2 separate regions of the Homo sapiens genome follow, and region 1 is linked to region 2. Evidence: read pairs that join two places in POLR2A ChIA-PET (ENCODE). Cell type or tissue: A673. All regions are shown on one strand. Links, peaks and the distances in the headings refer to the core of each region. The heading gives the core; the rest is flanking DNA.

Evidence for each region. Peaks named below come from ENCODE experiments on the same cell type or tissue, not always from the same donor. Only the 100,000 strongest peaks of a DNase experiment are listed, where the experiment ranks them.
Region 1: POLR2A ChIA-PET joins it to region 2 with 15 read pairs; 4 of 35 experiments call an interaction of 5 or more read pairs at or near these places.

The regions. Positions count from the first base shown.
Region 1 is chr17:60,228,160-60,236,496 of GRCh38, reverse strand. It overlaps USP32 (ubiquitin specific peptidase 32), which reads left to right. Exons shown (of 34, transcript NM_032582.4): 12 at 257-359. It also overlaps SCARNA20. Among named protein-coding and RNA genes, the nearest start is that of CA4, 82 kb to the right of the region's middle. In A673, for the core only: CTCF peaks have their summits at 5,170 and 6,862; DNase peaks (open chromatin) are centred at 4,596, 5,146 and 6,896; H3K4me3 peaks cover 723 bases; H3K27ac peaks cover 683 bases.
Region 2 is chr17:60,301,720-60,310,056 of GRCh38, reverse strand. All of the region lies in intron 2 of USP32 (ubiquitin specific peptidase 32), which reads left to right. Among named protein-coding and RNA genes, the nearest start is that of USP32, 86 kb to the left of the region's middle. RefSeq lists an enhancer at 4,858-4,907. In A673, for the core only: no CTCF peak of the experiment used is centred there; no DNase peak of the experiment used is centred there.

The DNA of each region.
Region 1 (8,337 bases), core at 204-8,203, 74 kb after region 2:
TTTCTAATTTTTTTTAATTTTTAAGTTTTTCCCAGAATCTTTTCCTGAAGTAATTATTCTTGATACTGCCCTATGACTCTTGAAATTGGTTTATCAATAGAAACAGTGTTGTTTTACTAATTGGGTTTTGGCAGTCTCTCCTAATTACATCTAAATGTTTCGCGGTTTTCCTTATAAAACTTCTAATGATAATTTTTGTGCGTTGCCACCTATTTCACACTTTGTTTGATGTATTTAATTTCTTTTGTACATACAGAGGATGGTTAGAACGAGAGAGCAGGTATGGTCTGCAAGCAGGACACAACTGGTTTATCATCTCCATGCAGTGGTGGCAACAGTGGAAAGAATATGTCAAATACGTGAGTTAGATTCCTGTCTATTTACATTTTTCACAGGATTTTCAGCTGCGTGAGACTTCCAGCCAATAATAAAATGCTATGACTACCAGCCAATAATAAAATGCTCCAACTTAAATAAAGATTCGAAGGGAAAGGAAATGAGTGTTTATATGATACTTGCTATGGTCTAGGCTTTGTGATTACACTTCCACATACATTTCTTTCCTTGCAACAACCCTAAAAAAAGATAATATTGGGTACGGGGGTACCTGCATATGTCACATACATCACATCTCATTTATTTCTCGCACCACCCTTGTGAGGAAGATAATATTATACCCATTTTACCTGTGGGGAACCTGGTGCTGAAAGAAAAAGTAACCTGAATGTCATGATCAGGGTGGAAGATCTGGGATCAAACCGAAGGACTGACTTTAAAGCTTATATTCTCTCAACTACATCATTTACATTGTCCTTTATTTTACCTTTTCCATTAAAATGGAATTTTTTTCAGAACTAGAAAATTGAAAAGAGTAATGCCAAGAATCAAGTATTTGCCTTCTTGGAGAGCCAACTGATATATACACTCATTGCCAAATGATCACTAACGAAAATTCTAATCATTTGATTCCTATTTGCCTGTATTTCCTCTGTCACTGCTTATTATCAGAATATTGGTAGTTACATACTTTTTACATTATCTATCTCATCATTCTTTCTCATCCTTTTTCCATTTTGCAGAGTTTATTAATGTGTTTTCACATGTAAAATATATTAATTGGGAAACACGGACTTTGGTGTCTCTGAAGGAATAAAAAGTAGGCAAATGACTTCCTGGACCTTGTAGGTAGATAATGATGGTATGTGTAGGTAGAAAAATGAGAATATTGGGGTACAGCATCAGTCATTATTTTGAAATACTTTTTTGGTTTTTATATTTGTAGCTTGGCCTTAGAATGAGTGGTTGTTAATGTTTTAATGAGTATAGACTCAAAGAATAACCTAGTTTTGTCTTGGATGTATTACGTTTTGTTTTCCGTAGGAACACAATAGAGATCTTACTCTTAGCAGCGTGTCCCTTATAAACAGACTGAACTGCACTGACAAGAACATGAACCTGGTTTATTGTTGCCTACCATAGTCCTTTTGTGCACTAAAGAAATTTGGGGAGGGTAGTAAGGGAGAGGTATACATGGGAGAATCTACATATTCCCTTCTCCACTCTGGCATTTGATATTATTTTCTAGCATGCGTCTGTCAAATGCAAACTTTAAAATTTACTTAAGAATGAAGTCTGGCTGGGCCTGTAATCTCGGGACTTTGAAACGCCCAGATAGGGGGATCACCTGAGCCTAGGAATTCAAGACCAGCCTGGGCAACATAGTGAGACTCCATCTCTACAAAACAAAAAAAAATTTTTTTTTTTCTGAGACGGAGTCTTGCTTTTGTCGCCCAGGCTGGAGTGCAGTGGCGCGATCTCGGCTCACTGCAAGCTCCGCCTTCCAGGTTCACGCCATTCTTCTGCCTCAGCCTCCCGAGTAGCTGGGACTACAGGCACGTGCCACCACGCCCGGCTAATTTTTTTTTGTATTTTTAGTAGAGATGGGGCTTCACTGTGTTAGCCAGGATGGTCTCAATCTCCTGACCTCGTGATCTGCCCTCCTCGGCCTCCCGAAGTGCTGGGATTACAGGCGTGAACCACCACGCCCGGTCCAAAAAAATTTTTTTTTAAATTAGTCATGCTTGAGCCGGGTGTGGTGGCTCACACCTGTAATCCCAGCACTTTGGGAGGCCAAGGCGGGCGGATCACGAGGTCGGGAGATCGAGACCATCCTGGCTAACACGGTGAAACCCCGTCTCTACTGAAAATACAACAAATTAGCCGGGCATGGTGGCAGGCGCCTATGGTCCCAGCTACTCGGGAGGGTGAGGCAGGAGAAAGGCTTGAACCCGGGAGGCGGAGCTTGCAGTGAGCCGAGATCGCGTCACTGCACTCCAGCCTGGGCGACAGAGCAAGACTCCATCTCAAAAAAAAAAAAAAATTAGTCATGCTTGGTAGTGTGCGCCTGTAGTCCCAGCTACTTGGGAGGCTGAGGTGGGAGGATTGCTTGAGCCTGATAGGTCAAGACTGCAGTGAGCCATGATCACACCACTACACTCCAGTTTGGGTGACAGAGCAAGACCCTGTCTCATAACATAAATGAATAAATAAAGGCAAACTTAGAGTTACAATAAACCTGGGAGGAGAGGAGTATCGCTTTATATGGAGAGAAAGGAGGCAGAGTATGGGAATTTATTCAATAAGATGGGGAAAAATGTAAGTGGAGTAACAGCAGTACTTTCTGAAAATACATATTAATTAGAAAAGTGTTTTTACTAAATAAAGAGACAGGGAACTATGGCAACTTATTAATAAGGTGGGGGAAATGTAAGTTGACTAATAACAATCCTCTGAACATGTTTTAATTAGAAAAGTGTTCTTTTCTAAAAGTAAATGCAAATAACTGCACACTGACAGATTTTTTAAAAATGTTTTTAAACTGAATTCAAGTAACCTTTTTAAAAAAGTGACATTCTGGGCCTTGTTTCCTCCATGTGTAAAATTAGAGTAATAATAATAATCGCCCTCATAGTGTTACGAGGATTAAATGAGTTTGATGCATGTTAAGTGTTTTGTTGTTGTTGTTTGCTTGTTTGTTGAGACAGGATCTTCCTTTGTTGCCCAGGCTGGAGTGTAGTGGCACAATCATAGCTCACTACAGCCTCAACCTCATGGACTGAGGCAATTCTCCCACCTCCTGAGTAGCTGAGACTCCAGGCATGCACTACCACACCTGGCTAATTTTTTGATTTTCTGTAGAGATGGGGTCTCACTATGCCTGCCAGGCTAGTCTCGAACTCCTGGGCTCAAGCGATTCTCCTGCCTTGGGCTCTCAGAGTGCTAGGATTACAGGCACCCAGACTCTTGTTAAGTATTTTAAAACAGTGTCTGGTACATAGTAAGTACTAAATAGGTAGCTATTATTATGAGAAACTTCAATAAGGTAATTGTAGTGAGCTTGGACTCTTGTCCCTTGCACTTGCTTTATGACCTTGAATAAATTACTACTTCTTGCTCTACCTCAGTTTTCACATATGAACAATGAGATTAATAGTAATATCTATTTAAGTAGGGATGTGAGAATTAAATGAGTTAATACATGTGAAGCACTTAGCCCAGTGCCTGGCAGATAGAAACTCTATATAAGGTTAAAGGTAATAATGGTGGTAGTAGTAGCAGTAGTTATATGAGGATTTAAATTTCTTCTTTCATGCCAGGCATGGTGGCTCACGCCTATTATCCCAGCACTTTGGGATGCCAAAGCAGGCAGATCACTTGAGGCTGGGAGTTCAGCACCAACCTGCCCAACCTGGAGAAAACCCGTCTCTACTAAAAATACAAAAATTAGCCGGGTATGGTGGTGTATGCCTGTAATCCCAGCTACTCAGGAGGCTGAGACACAAGAATAGCTCGAACCTAGGAGGCAGAGGTTGTAGAGAGCCAAGATGATGCCACTGCACTCCAGCCTGGGCAACAGAATGAGACTGTATTTAAAAAAAAAAAAAAAAAAATCAAATTTCTCTTTCCAGTCCATGTGGCCACTTTGACAAACGCCTTGTTTAAAAAAAAAAAAAAAAAAAATTTGGGCCAGGTGCAATGGCTCACACCTGCAATCCCAGCTCTTTGGGAGGCTGAGGCAGGCAGATCACTTGAGACCAGGAGTTCCAGACCAGCCTGGCCAACATGGTGAAACCCCGACTCTACTAAAAATATAAAAATTAGCCTGGCGTGGTGGCGTGTGCCTGCAGTTCCAGCTACTTGGGAGGCTGAGGCAGGAGAATCGCTTAAACCCAAGAAGCAGAGGTTGCAGTGAGCCGAGATCATGCCACTGCACACCATCCTGGATGACAGAGTGAGACTCCATCTCAAAAAAAAAAAAAAAAAAAAAAGAAAAAGAAAATTAGTGTTGACATGTCAGATAATTTGATCTTAGAGCTTCATCTGCCTACCTAAGAGAGTACTTAGCTTTAATTTTTTCTCTTCATAAAATGACATATTTACTTACGAATATTACTAATTGTGAGGGTAGTATGTTTCAAATACTGGCAAGACTAAATGGAAAGATCAGAGACCAAGGGATCAGGAAAAATGAGCCATCCTTTCTTAGAAGTGGCTAACCCCAGATTTGCTGATTCACTGGAGCATGAATAATTTGATTGTGTCTCTGCTCATGGAATCTTACCAGTCTTTCCCCGCTTTAATGTGTCAAGCTTTATTCTTCTATGTGTAATCTCCTAAAAAAATGTAAATGGGGAAGAATGGTGAAATCTTTTCTATCATTATTACATTACATAATGTGTATCTTCCTTTTTGAGAACTATGAAGGAGCAGCTATTACTATTCACATGCAGATTTTCCTATTTAGTTATCACGTAACTTTAGAGCTAGAAGATACTTTAAATCACCTTTCGTGCCTCTCTCCCATGGGCTTTGGGGGGTCCCTGTTCTCCTTAGCCAAGGCTGGAGGCCAAGAGCAGCCCTCGAGGATCGTCGTCAGGACTGCCACGAGTGGGGCAGCCTTGTTTTCCTGCCTCAGACATGTGTAGTTGAGTGGGAAATAAAAGGAATGAAACACCTCTCTTCTCTGAATTTACAAATGAAGCCTCTGAGGTCCTTAGGTTTTATAATTGCCCAAAGCTGTATCAGACAATTATTTTATTACTTTATCTAGCACTCTAGAGCTCAGTGTCCTGAGTCCTGCCTTAGTACCTAATCTGTTGCTCCATGCTGCCCTCTATTTTTCCAAAGCTAGCATTTCAGTCACTAGTGAAATATGAAATTGACATAACTGTTAATTGATTCTTGTAACATACCTATGTACAGGGCATAAAAAGTAGTAGTATCATCAATAGAGAAAAAGGTGAATCTTGACCCATATTTTAGAACACATAAACTATTTATACAACTCACAGGGAATCCTAAAATCTCAAAATAAAATTCTCTTATATTAAAATAAGTACCTAGTCCTTTTGTGAATTGTTGACTCAGAAAATGAGGACATTTCTCTCTACAGGTGAAACTTTACCTATTTAGAAATCTATCTTCTGAAAACCAGGGTTCTAGGATAATTTTGAATAGTTCCAGACCCCTGAAGTCAATAAAAACAAAACATGATCCTTTGATGTTTTAGAAAAACAAAAATTTCCGCAAGCAGCCAGAAATGAACAGTCAAAAAAAGCTAGTGACTCTAAGATTCTGCAATATATAACTGTGATTGGTTTGTTCATCTTATAGAAGGAAAGTGGTAATAAGATTAATCGGATGAAAAGGTAGCTATTTCACTGAAAGCCAAGAAGGGTAGAAGGAACAAGAAAAATAAGCGTGTAGGAAGGGGAAGAAGGAACCTGAGTTGTGCTGACAGTTTCAGGCAGTGGAGAACAGTGAGAGCATCAGGTTCCTGTAATAGAAAAGAAAGCCGAAGACAATGAGAAGACAGACCAGTCTAGTTTGTTTGGAGCATTGGAAGAGAAGCAAAGAAAAGCCCATATTCTCCAAGTCTAAAGGTTATTACTCACTGTACCATGTTAAAAGCATGTGGTAGAACCGCAGTTGCTAGAGGCAAATGTTGCAATCTCTGAGAAGTTATTAGAATCATCCTGTTCACAAATTATTATAAAATTTAGCCTAGCAAATTTAATGCCTGGTAATATTTTTATTATCCTGTTTTCTTGCCAGTGATATATATAGATTTAACCTATGGACTGAGCTCTTCAGAATGAGAAGCATTATTACAGGAATGGTTTCATTTACATTTTCTTTAGAAACATAGGCACCATGTAAGACTTTCAAACATGTTAAAACATTTAAGATACAATTCCAAATATTACTCCTTGAAATTCTCTTACATGCCCATCTTAGAGGAAAACTTGAAGAAAATTGTTTGCTCAAATAGACCCAATCTTCCTCAAAATATATTACTACAAATTTTTTAGAAAGTAATTTGTGGTCGGGCGCAGTGACTCACGCCTGTAACCCCAGCACTTTGGGAGGCCAAGGCAGGTGGATCACCTGAGGTCAGGGGTTCAAGACCAGCCTGGCCAACGTGGCGAAACCCTGTCTCCACCAGAAATACAAAAATTAGCCAGGCGCAGTGGTGCGTGCCTGTAATCCCAGCTACTCCGGAGGCTGAGGCAGGAGAATTGCTTGAACCCAGGAGGCAGAGGTTGCAGTGACCCAACATTGCACCACTGCACTCCAGCCTGGGCAACAAAGCGAGACTCTGTCTCAAAAAAAGAAGGAAAAAAAAAGTAATTTGTAATGCATCAACTTTATATAAATGGAATATAGAAGTGAGTATAAATTTATAAACGGATTACCTTGCCAAAAATGTGATGGTTATTGAAACATCATTTAAGATCACTTATAGCAAAACTAAAGTGATTTTTCTGGAGGAAAACAAAGTGACTTGGAAGACTTTAATTTTTCTCAAAGGTGGCGCTGTTACTCTTTCAAAATGGTTTTGCTGTCTGTCTTGCTCCATCTTTATGGGCAGGAAGCAAATGACCTGAAAACTAAATAAATCTAAATCTTCTTCTAAAACACAAGTTCCAGAGCAGGTAGCAGATTTAATAACAAGTCAATTTCTAAGCTCTTAACATCTGGAGCACATTATAAAAACAAATGCATGAGACTATAATCCTCACTAGGGCAATAGTTATTAATTCTGGCTGCATATGTAGTGAGATCACATAGAGAACTTTAAAAATGAAAAAATGCCTTTGGCCGGGTGACTCATGCCTGTAATCCTAGTACTTTGGGAGGCCAAGGCAGGAGGATTGTTTGGATCCTCCAGGAGTTTGAGACCAGTCTGGGTAACATATTGAGACCCCATCTCTATGAAAACTTTAAAAATTAGTTGGGCATGGTGATGCATGCCTGTGGTCCTAGCTGAGGTGGAAGGATCACTTGAGCTCAGGAGTTCAAGGGTATAGTGAGCTATAGGCGACTGAGCAAGACCCTGTATTAAAAAAAGAGCCTTTGCTATACTCCAGACTAAAAAAATCAAAAAGCATAAGTGAAAAAAAAAAGTTGAATTGATTTAAATAATAAGGCATTTATGTTTATGGAAAATTTTCTTTTGAAACCTAATTTAACCAGGTGAGGTGGCTCACACCTGTAATCCCACCACTTTGGGTGACTGAGGCAGGAGGATTACCTGAGGCTAGAGTTTGAGACCAGCCTGGGCAATACAGTAAGACTCCATTTCTACCAAAAAAAAAAACAAAAACAAAAAAAACAAAGAGTCTCGCTCTGTTGCTCTGGCTGGAGTGCAGTGGCATGATCTCAACTCACTTCAACCTCCACCCCCTGGGTTGAGGCCATCCTCCCACCTCAGCCTCTCAAGTTACTGGGGACTAAAGGTGCACACCACCATGCCCCACTATTTTTTTTTAATATTTTTTTGTAAAGACGGGATCTATCCACGTTGCTCGGGCTGGTCTCCAACTCTCCTGAGCTCAAGTGATCCAGCCACCTTGGCTCCCAAAGTGCAGGGATTACAGACATGAGCCACCATCCCTGGCCAAAACTTGTTTTAATTAAAAAAAAAAAAAAAAAGAAAAAGAAAAAAGAAACCTAATTTAAATGTCATGTATTTTGTGTTGGTATGAATTCCATATTAGAAAAGCTGTGAGAAGCTTGATATTATCTTTAAGAAAATTAACACTTAGGACTAATTTATACTTCTTTTTTGACATAGATCATTTTGGTTCTACTGTCTTGTCTACAGGATTTTGGTTTCTAGGCCAGGCACAGTGGGTCACGCCTGTAATCCCAGCACACTGGGAGGCCAAGGCAGGTGGATCACTTGTGTTCAGGAGTTTGAGGCCAGCATGGTGAAACCCTGTCTCTATTAAAAATACATAAATTAGCTGTGTGTGGTGGCAGGTGCCTGTAGTT
Region 2 (8,337 bases), core at 198-8,197:
CTTTTTTTTTTCCTTGATGGAGTCTTGCTCTGTCACCCAGGCTGGAGTGCAGTGGCACAATCTCGGCTCACTGCAACCTCCACCTCCCAGGTTCAAACAGTTCTCCTGCCTCAGACTTCCGACTAGCTTGGATTACAGGCACATGCCACCATGCCCGGCTAATTTTTATATTTTTAGTAGAGGCGGGGTTTCACCATGTTGCCCAGGCTGGTCTTGAACTCCTGACCTTGTGATCCACCTGCCTTGGCCTCTGAAGGTGCTGGGATTACAGGTATGTGCCACTGTGCCCAGTCTGCCTGCTTTTCGATATAATGGGTGAGATTTTAACTCATTATAGTATTGATTTGCCTTTCTCTGATGATTAGTGATGCTGAACATTTTTTCATGTACCTGTTGGTCATTTATATGTCTTCTTTTGAAGATTTCAGATCATTTGCCCATTTCTTTATTTTTTTTAGAAAGTGTCTCACTTCATTGCCCACACTGGAGAGCAGTAGTGCAGTCTTGGCCCACTGCAACATCGGCCTCCTGGACTCAGGTGATTCTCCCACCTCAGCCTCCCGAGTAACTGTGATTACAAGTGCGTGCCACCACACCCAGCTAATTTTTGTATTTTTTGTAGAGACAGGGGTTTCTGCCATGTTGCCCAGGCTGGTCTCGAACTCCTGAGCTCAAGTTATCCGCCTGTGTCAGCCTCCCAAAATGCTGGGAATTTCCCCATTTAGAAATGTAATTTTTTGTGGGTTTGTTTTTGTTTTGTTTTTTTGCTAGTAAGTTGTTTGAGCTCCTTATACAGTCTGATTATTAATCCCTTGTAAGATGGGTATTTTGCAAATATTTTCTCCCATTCTACAGGTTGTCTCTTAATTTTATTGATTGTTGCCTTTGCTGAGCAGAAGTTTTTAGCTTGATCAAATCCCATTTGTCTATTTTTGCTTTTGTTATTTGCCCTTTTGAAGTATTACACAAAAATTTTTTTCCCCAGAACAATCTCCTGGAGCATTTCCCCCAATGTTTTTTTCTAGTAGTTTCATAGTTTCAGGGTTTGGATTTAGGTCTTCAGTCCATTTTGATTTGATTTTTTGTGTATGCTGAAAGATGAGGAGTCTAGTTTCTTGTTTTTTATTTTGAGACAGAGTCTTGCTCTGTCACCAGGCTAGAGTGCAGTGGCACAGTCTCGGCTCACTGCAACCTCCGCCTCCTGGGTTTAGAGCAATTCTCCTGTCTCAGCCTCCTGAGTAGCTGGGATTACAGGCATGCGCCACCACGCTCAGCTAATTTTTGTACTTTTAGTAGAGACAGGGTTTTGCCATGTTGGCCAGGCTGGTCTTGAACTCCTGACCTCAAGTGATCCACTTGCCTCAGCCTCCCAAAGTGCTGGGATTCCAGACATGAGCCACCGCATCCAGCCTAGTTTTATTTTTCTGCGTATAGTTATCCAGTTTTCTCAGCACCATTTATTGAAAAGACTGTTCTTTCCCCCATTGTATTTTCTTTGTGCTTTTTCGTGAAGATGAGTGGATTGTAAATTTTTGGATTTATATCTGGGTTCTCTGTCGTCCATTGGTCTGTGTGTCTGCTTTTATGCCAGTATTGATACTGGAAAGGTTCCCTTGTCCCCCTCACAGGGTGTGTGATGGGGGTGTGGCTCCCTTCTTCAGTGCCCTGCTGTTCAAACCTTTAGGGAAACATACAGATGGGCAGGTTATGGGTCTCTGACACCAGGGGCAGCATCTAGGGGTGACTGTTTACAGCTCCTGAAGCCCCAGTGCGTTTGTGTTAATGTGTGCTCTTTTAGTTTTGCTGTCTCTAGGTGGCTTGTATTTATCAGCTCAATTAGACCCTCTGCATTATCGCAAGGGTTTTCTGTATCCCGGATTCTTGCCTTGATGTACCAGAAAAGTCGGATCACATGTGGGCTTGGAGAATGAGTGCAAGATTTTACTGAATGGTAGAAGTAGCTCTCAGCAGCTGGACGGTGAGCCAGAAGGGGATTGGGAAGGCAGTTTTCCCCTGGAGTCGGGCCTCTCAGCGGCCGTACTTTCCTCTGACTGCCCCACCCTAACTCCGCATCGTTCTGCTGGTCAGTGGCCTGCCGGCATCTGCCAGTGCCTGTCAGTGTGCTCTTCAACTGATGTGTTCCTCTGGACGTCCAGCCACTTGTGCGTTCTTCTGCTGATATGTTCCTCTCAACGTCCAGCCAATTGTATGTCTCTGCTTGCTGGGGTCTTGGGATTTTTATAGGCACACCTTGGGGGCGTGGCAGGCCAGGGTGGTCTTGGAAAATGCAACATTTGGGCACCAAGGCAGGAGTGCCTGTCCTCACCTAGGTCTGTGGGCACAGGCCTGAGGGTGGAGCCCTAGCCAGGCACCTGCCTTTCTCTACCCAGCACTTCCCTGCCCTGCTCCTGTATCAGTACCATGCTGTTGTGGTTACTATAGGTTTTTAGTAAGTTTGAAGTCAGGTAGTATGATGCTGCCAGTTTTGTTATTTGCTCAGGATTTTTTGGCTATTTGGGGTCTTTTGAGGTTCCATGTATGTTTTAGGATTCTCTTTTTCTTTCTCTATGAAGAATGTCATTGATATTTTGATAGGGATTGCATCGAATTTGTAAATTGCTGTGGATAGTATTGTCATTTCAACAAAATGAATTCTGGCTGGGTGTGGTGGCTCACGCCTGTAATCCCAGCACTTTGGGAGACCAAGGCAGGCAGATCACTTGAGGCCAGGAGTTCAAGACCAGCCTGGCCATCATAGTGAAACCCCATCTCTACTAAAAATACAAAAAATTAGCTGGGTATTGTGGTGCGTGCCTGTAATCCCAGCTACTCGGGAGGCTGAGGCAGGAGAATTGCTTGAACCTGGGAGGTTGAGTTTGCAGAGAGCCAAGATCGAGCCACTGCACTCCAGCCTGGGTGACACAGCAAGACTGTCTCAAAAGAAAAAAAAAAAAAGAAAGGAAAAAAAATTAATTATTCCAATCCATGAACATAGAATACCTTTCCATTTTGTGTGTGTGTCCTCTTCAATTTCTTTCATCAGTATTTTATAGTTTTCCTTTTATAGATCTTTCACATCTCTGGCTAAACTGATTCCTAGGTATTTTATATTCTTTGTAGCTATTTTAACTTGGATTACTCACTTGGGATTTCTTTTTTAGATTGTTTACTGTTGATGTATATAAATTGTATTGATTTTTGTATTTTGATTTTCTATCCTGCAATCTTTCCTCAATTTATCAGTTCTAACAGTTTTTTGGTGGAATCTTTAGGTTTTTCTAAATATAAGGTCATGTTATCTGGTAACAAGGCTAATTTGACGACCTCCTTTCCAATTTGGAGACCCTTTATTTCTTTCTCTTGCCTGATTGCTCTGGCCTTTCCTTTTTTAATAGCTAAAGACATTTTTTTTTTCTTTCGAGACGGAGTCTTGCTCTGTTGCCCAGGCTGGAGTGCAGTGGTGCAATCTTGGCTCATTGTAACCTCTGCCTTCCGGGTTCAAGTGATTCTCCTGCCTCAGCCTCTCAAGTAGCTGGGATTATAGGCGCCCACCACAACGCCCAGCTAATTTTTGTATTTTTAGTAGAGACAAGGTTTTACCACATTGGCCAGGCAGCTCTCGAACTCCTGACCTCAAATGATCCACCCCCCTCGGCTTTCCAAAGTGCTGGGATTACAGGCATGAGCCACTGCGCCCGGCCAGAAAATTATTATAGGGATTTTAAAACAAAAGTCTTGCAACAAATTATATAAATAACACTTTACCTTTATTAAGTGCTTTTCAAAAAATGACATCAAGACCACCCTGGACTGCCAGCATCCTTGCTATCCTATTCACACTCCGTCTTCTAAATCCGAAAATGAAAGCTAATTAGTAATGAGTGTGGCACTTAATATTCTCTAAATGTTAAAGGACTGCCTATTATAAGGTGACCATTTAAATAGTTGTTCTTTTTTTTCCTTTTTTTTTCTTTTTGAGTGAAAAAAGGGTACTTAGACATTAGAGGTGTTAGATGCATACTGCTTTCTGAAACATTGATTAAAGGCGGAAAATATGTACATCCTAGAACTTAGGAAATGGTGATTTTTGGGGGCTTCCTCTTAATCATTTGTCAAATGAACTGGATGATTCTAGGTTATTGCTGTACTTGTATTTTGGGAGCGATAGGGAGGTAGCAGTATATTCCAAACAAATTTATTCCATACAAAATCTGTTACATTTTACAAGTACTTGCAAAACTGAAAGTCATACCTTACTCAAAATTTCTTCCTTAATTTTACCCTCACTGCTTTACTCTTTGTATTAAAGTCAGTGAAATTGTCAAAAGTGAAGAGACTGGATTATCAAGATACAGTGAATGGAAAGGGATGCCAAAAACTCAGTGTTTATAAATTGAATTTGTTACCATTTGAAATTTCTTTGTTTAATCTTCAGGAGATTTCACCAAAATGATGTATGTCTTGCTGATGATGTCTTTCATATAATTCTAGACAAATTAACTAGAAATGAATGTATATAATTGATATAGTTTGGATATTTGTCCCCTCCAAATCTTATATTGAAATGTGATCCCCAATGTTGGAGGTGGGGCCTCGTGGGAGGTGTTTGGATCATGGGGGCAGATCCCCACGAGTGCCTGGGTGCTTTCCCCACAGTAATGAGTGCGCTGTCACTCTATTAGTTCATGAAAGAGCTGGTTGTTTAAAGGAGCCTGGTACTTCCTCCTCTCTCTCATGCTTCCTCTCTCACCATGTGACATGCTTGTTCTCTGCTCCCCCTTCACTTTCTGTCACAAGTGAAAGCTTTCTGAGGCCTCATGAGAAGCTGAGCAGATGCTGGTGCCATGCTTATACAGGCTGCAGAACCGTGAGCCAAAAAAACCTCTTTTCTTTATAAAAATTACCCAGCCTCAGGTATTCCTTTATAGCAATGCAAAACAGACTAACATATTAATTGTACTATAGAACTAAAAGTTGGTTAAAAATTCAGTTTCAGAAGCCTGTCTTTCCTAGGTTAAAATTCTGACTCTGCTGCTTCATTGATGTATGACTTTGGACAAGTTACTTAATCTCTTTGGGCTCTGGTTTCCCCCAGCCCTAAAATGAGGATACCAGTATTCCTTGTGGAGTCATCTAAAGGCTTAATACTGGTAAATAACTTACAGTAGTAAAATGCCACATAACAAGCATTTAAATATTAGCTATTGCTTTTATTATAAAAATAAGAGTTTATTAATGAGGTCAATGTTAGGCTTAAACACTAGATTACTAAGGTCACGTAATTTCCTGGTGACTGGCAGTTTAAAGATGAGATATACCACATGTGAATTGGTATAATAAACCATTTAATGGTGTATAGACAACATTTATGTGTACTATACAACAGTATACTTCCAATTCCTTTCTCCCATCCTCTGTGCTATTGTTACGTGTTTTACTTTTACATATTCTATAAAGACACTTTACATTTCTTCTCTTACTGATGTAGACTGCTAGTTAATCTTTCACAGTGATTAAAAATAAGAAAAATGCTTTTATATTTACCTTCATTTATGCCATTTCCAGTATTCTTATTTCTTTATGGAGGTACATGTATCTCTAATGGCATAATATTTCCTCCAGCCTGAGGTACTTTCTTGTACCCCTTTTTGCTGGTAATGACTTCTCTGTTTTTGTTTCCGTAAAAAAAAAAAATAAAAAAATAAAGGGAAGCAAAATATCTTTTCTTTTTGAAAGATATTTTCACCAGGTACAGAACTTATGGTTGAGTTTTTTTCCTTTAGTGCTTTCAATATTTCACACCATTGATTTCTGGCTTACATAATTTTTGATGATAATCCAGCTATAATTTTTGGGTTTTTTTTAATGTAATTTTGTTTTTCTTCTGGCTGCCTTAAACATTTTCTTTTTATCTTTGGTTTTGAGAAGTTTCAATGTGATTTGTCTAGTTGGTTTTTGGGATTATAGGTGTGATCTATTCTGCTTGTTCTCTGAACTTCTTAATATCTGTGGTTTTGTGTCTATTCATTTTGAAAATCCCCAACCTTATCTCCTCAGATATTTATTTTGCCCCATTCTCTTTTTTTTGTAGGATATCAGGATTACTTGAATGTTACATCATTGATATGATCTCACAGCTCTTGGGTTTTCTGTTCTGTCTACCTTCCCCTGCCCGCTCTCCTCACATTTTCCCCCTTTTGTTTCGTTTTGGATAATCTCTTATGCAACTCTGTTGAGTTTATTCTTGAGCCATTCCAAAGCATTCTTCAAACTCCATTAGCATATTTTTCCTTCGTCTCTGACAATATATTGGGTTTTTCCTTCTTTCTGTGACTTAAAATTTATGGTTGAAACATAAGTGCTTCATATAGGACAGAAGAGACTGAGCCAAGTAGTATCTTCCTTCAGCTTGGGAAGTTGAGTCAATATAGTCTATAGTTTAGCTTAATTTTGGTCTTGTTGCTATGGTTACCCTAAGTGCTATAGAGACTTCAATTTCCATTCTAGGGTTACTTTTTTTTTTTTAGGGGTTAGGGCTCTTTCTTAGAGGTTTTTTCTAATGTTTGCTCTACCTTCAACTTTTGATGTTACCTTCTATTTGTTATCACACCTCAAAGACATTCTCTGTAGTCCTATTTCTGTCTCAGTTTTAGGCAGGTGCTGTGTCCCTGGATATTAGGGGTGACACTTTTACATTGATCTTCCTTCTTCCCAGTGATAGGGGATCTGTAAGGTCTGGGGCCATTATGTTTTCCTGCCCTTCCCCAGGGATAAAGGTGTTTTTGTTTTTGTTTTTCCCTGTTATTTTCTTCTAGTTGGGAGTGGGAGATGGGGCAACTAAAAATAGTTATTTTACAAAGTGTATTAGTTCTGTTTATTTGGTTTTTTAAAAAATACTTTTAATGTTCTGTAGCTATTTCCTTTGGCTAGTTTTTGCTGGGTTGAGTTATCACTGGCACTAGAGATAGATAGTTTTTGACATCAGTTGTCAGGTGTTATTAAATATATTTATAAATATAATTTGGTGACTAATATATATTTTCAGTTTTCATATTGACTAACTTCTCGAATTATTGTTTAATCATGCATTTTTATTGACAAAAACTTTGCCTGGCAGATAGTAGGCACTCAACAAAGAACTGTTGAATGAGTGAATTTATTGTGATTTCTGTTGTCCCTTTCCTATGCATAGTTTTTCTTCTTTATTTCTGATTACTATAATACTTATTTCTGAGAGTGTTAAAAAATATTTTTTTGAGTCTCTTTGAATTTCTGAACATTCAGTTAGAGAGTATCTTTTTTTCCAATCAAAGTAATGTGCGTAAGTTTTCCCAGGTTTGAAGGAAGTTGTGTAATTGCACAAAATTCTTATCACATTATTGTGGCTATTGGAGGACCTTTGTACTCTTGGACCTTGATAAGGACTCCCAAGAGAAAGAATAAATAATTCAGTTGTGTGGGTCTGTAATATGCAGATACTCCTCTACTTACCTGGGATTACAGCCCGATAAACCCATTGTAAGTTGGGAATATTGTGAGTTGAAAAGGCATTTCATACACCTAACCTACCAAACATCAGAGCTTAGCCTAGACTGTTTTAAATGTGCTCAGGCCAGGCGCGGTGGCTCATGCCTATAATGCCGGCACTTTGGGAGGCCAAGGTGGGCAGATCATTTGAGGCCAGGAGTTCGAGACCAGCCTGGCCAACATGGTGAAATGCCATCTCTACTAAAAATACAAAGTTAGCCTGGCATGGTGGCACATGTAATCCCAAGTGGCCTGTAATCCCAGCTACTTGGGAGACTGAGGCAGGAGAATTGCTTGAACTGGGAGGTGGAGGTTGCAGTGAGCCAAGATGACGCCATTGCACTCCAGCCTGGGCGACAGGAGCAAAACTCCATCTCAAATAAATAAATAAATAAATAAATAAATAAATAAATAAACAAACAAAATATTTATATATATGTGCTCAGAACACTTACATTAGCCTTCAGTTGGGCAAAATCATCTAGTGCAAATCAGATTTTATAATAAAGTGTTAAATATCTTATGTAATTTATGGAGTACTGTATGGTTTCTACTGAATGTGTATCACTTTCACACCATTGTAAAGTTGAAAAATCAAGCTGAGGACCATCTGTACGTATTTTACAGTAGTCACAGTCTATTCTAGGCTGAGTGCAATAATAAGGTCCAAAAGAGGAAGAAGAGGGAGAAACTTAACATGATTTCACTAAAATTTACCAGGGCCTGTTGTGGAGGTGGAGATAAAATTTGTTAAAGATGATAGCTGCCTCAGATTCCTCAACAACTGAAATGCCTCCTAAGGTTGGCTTT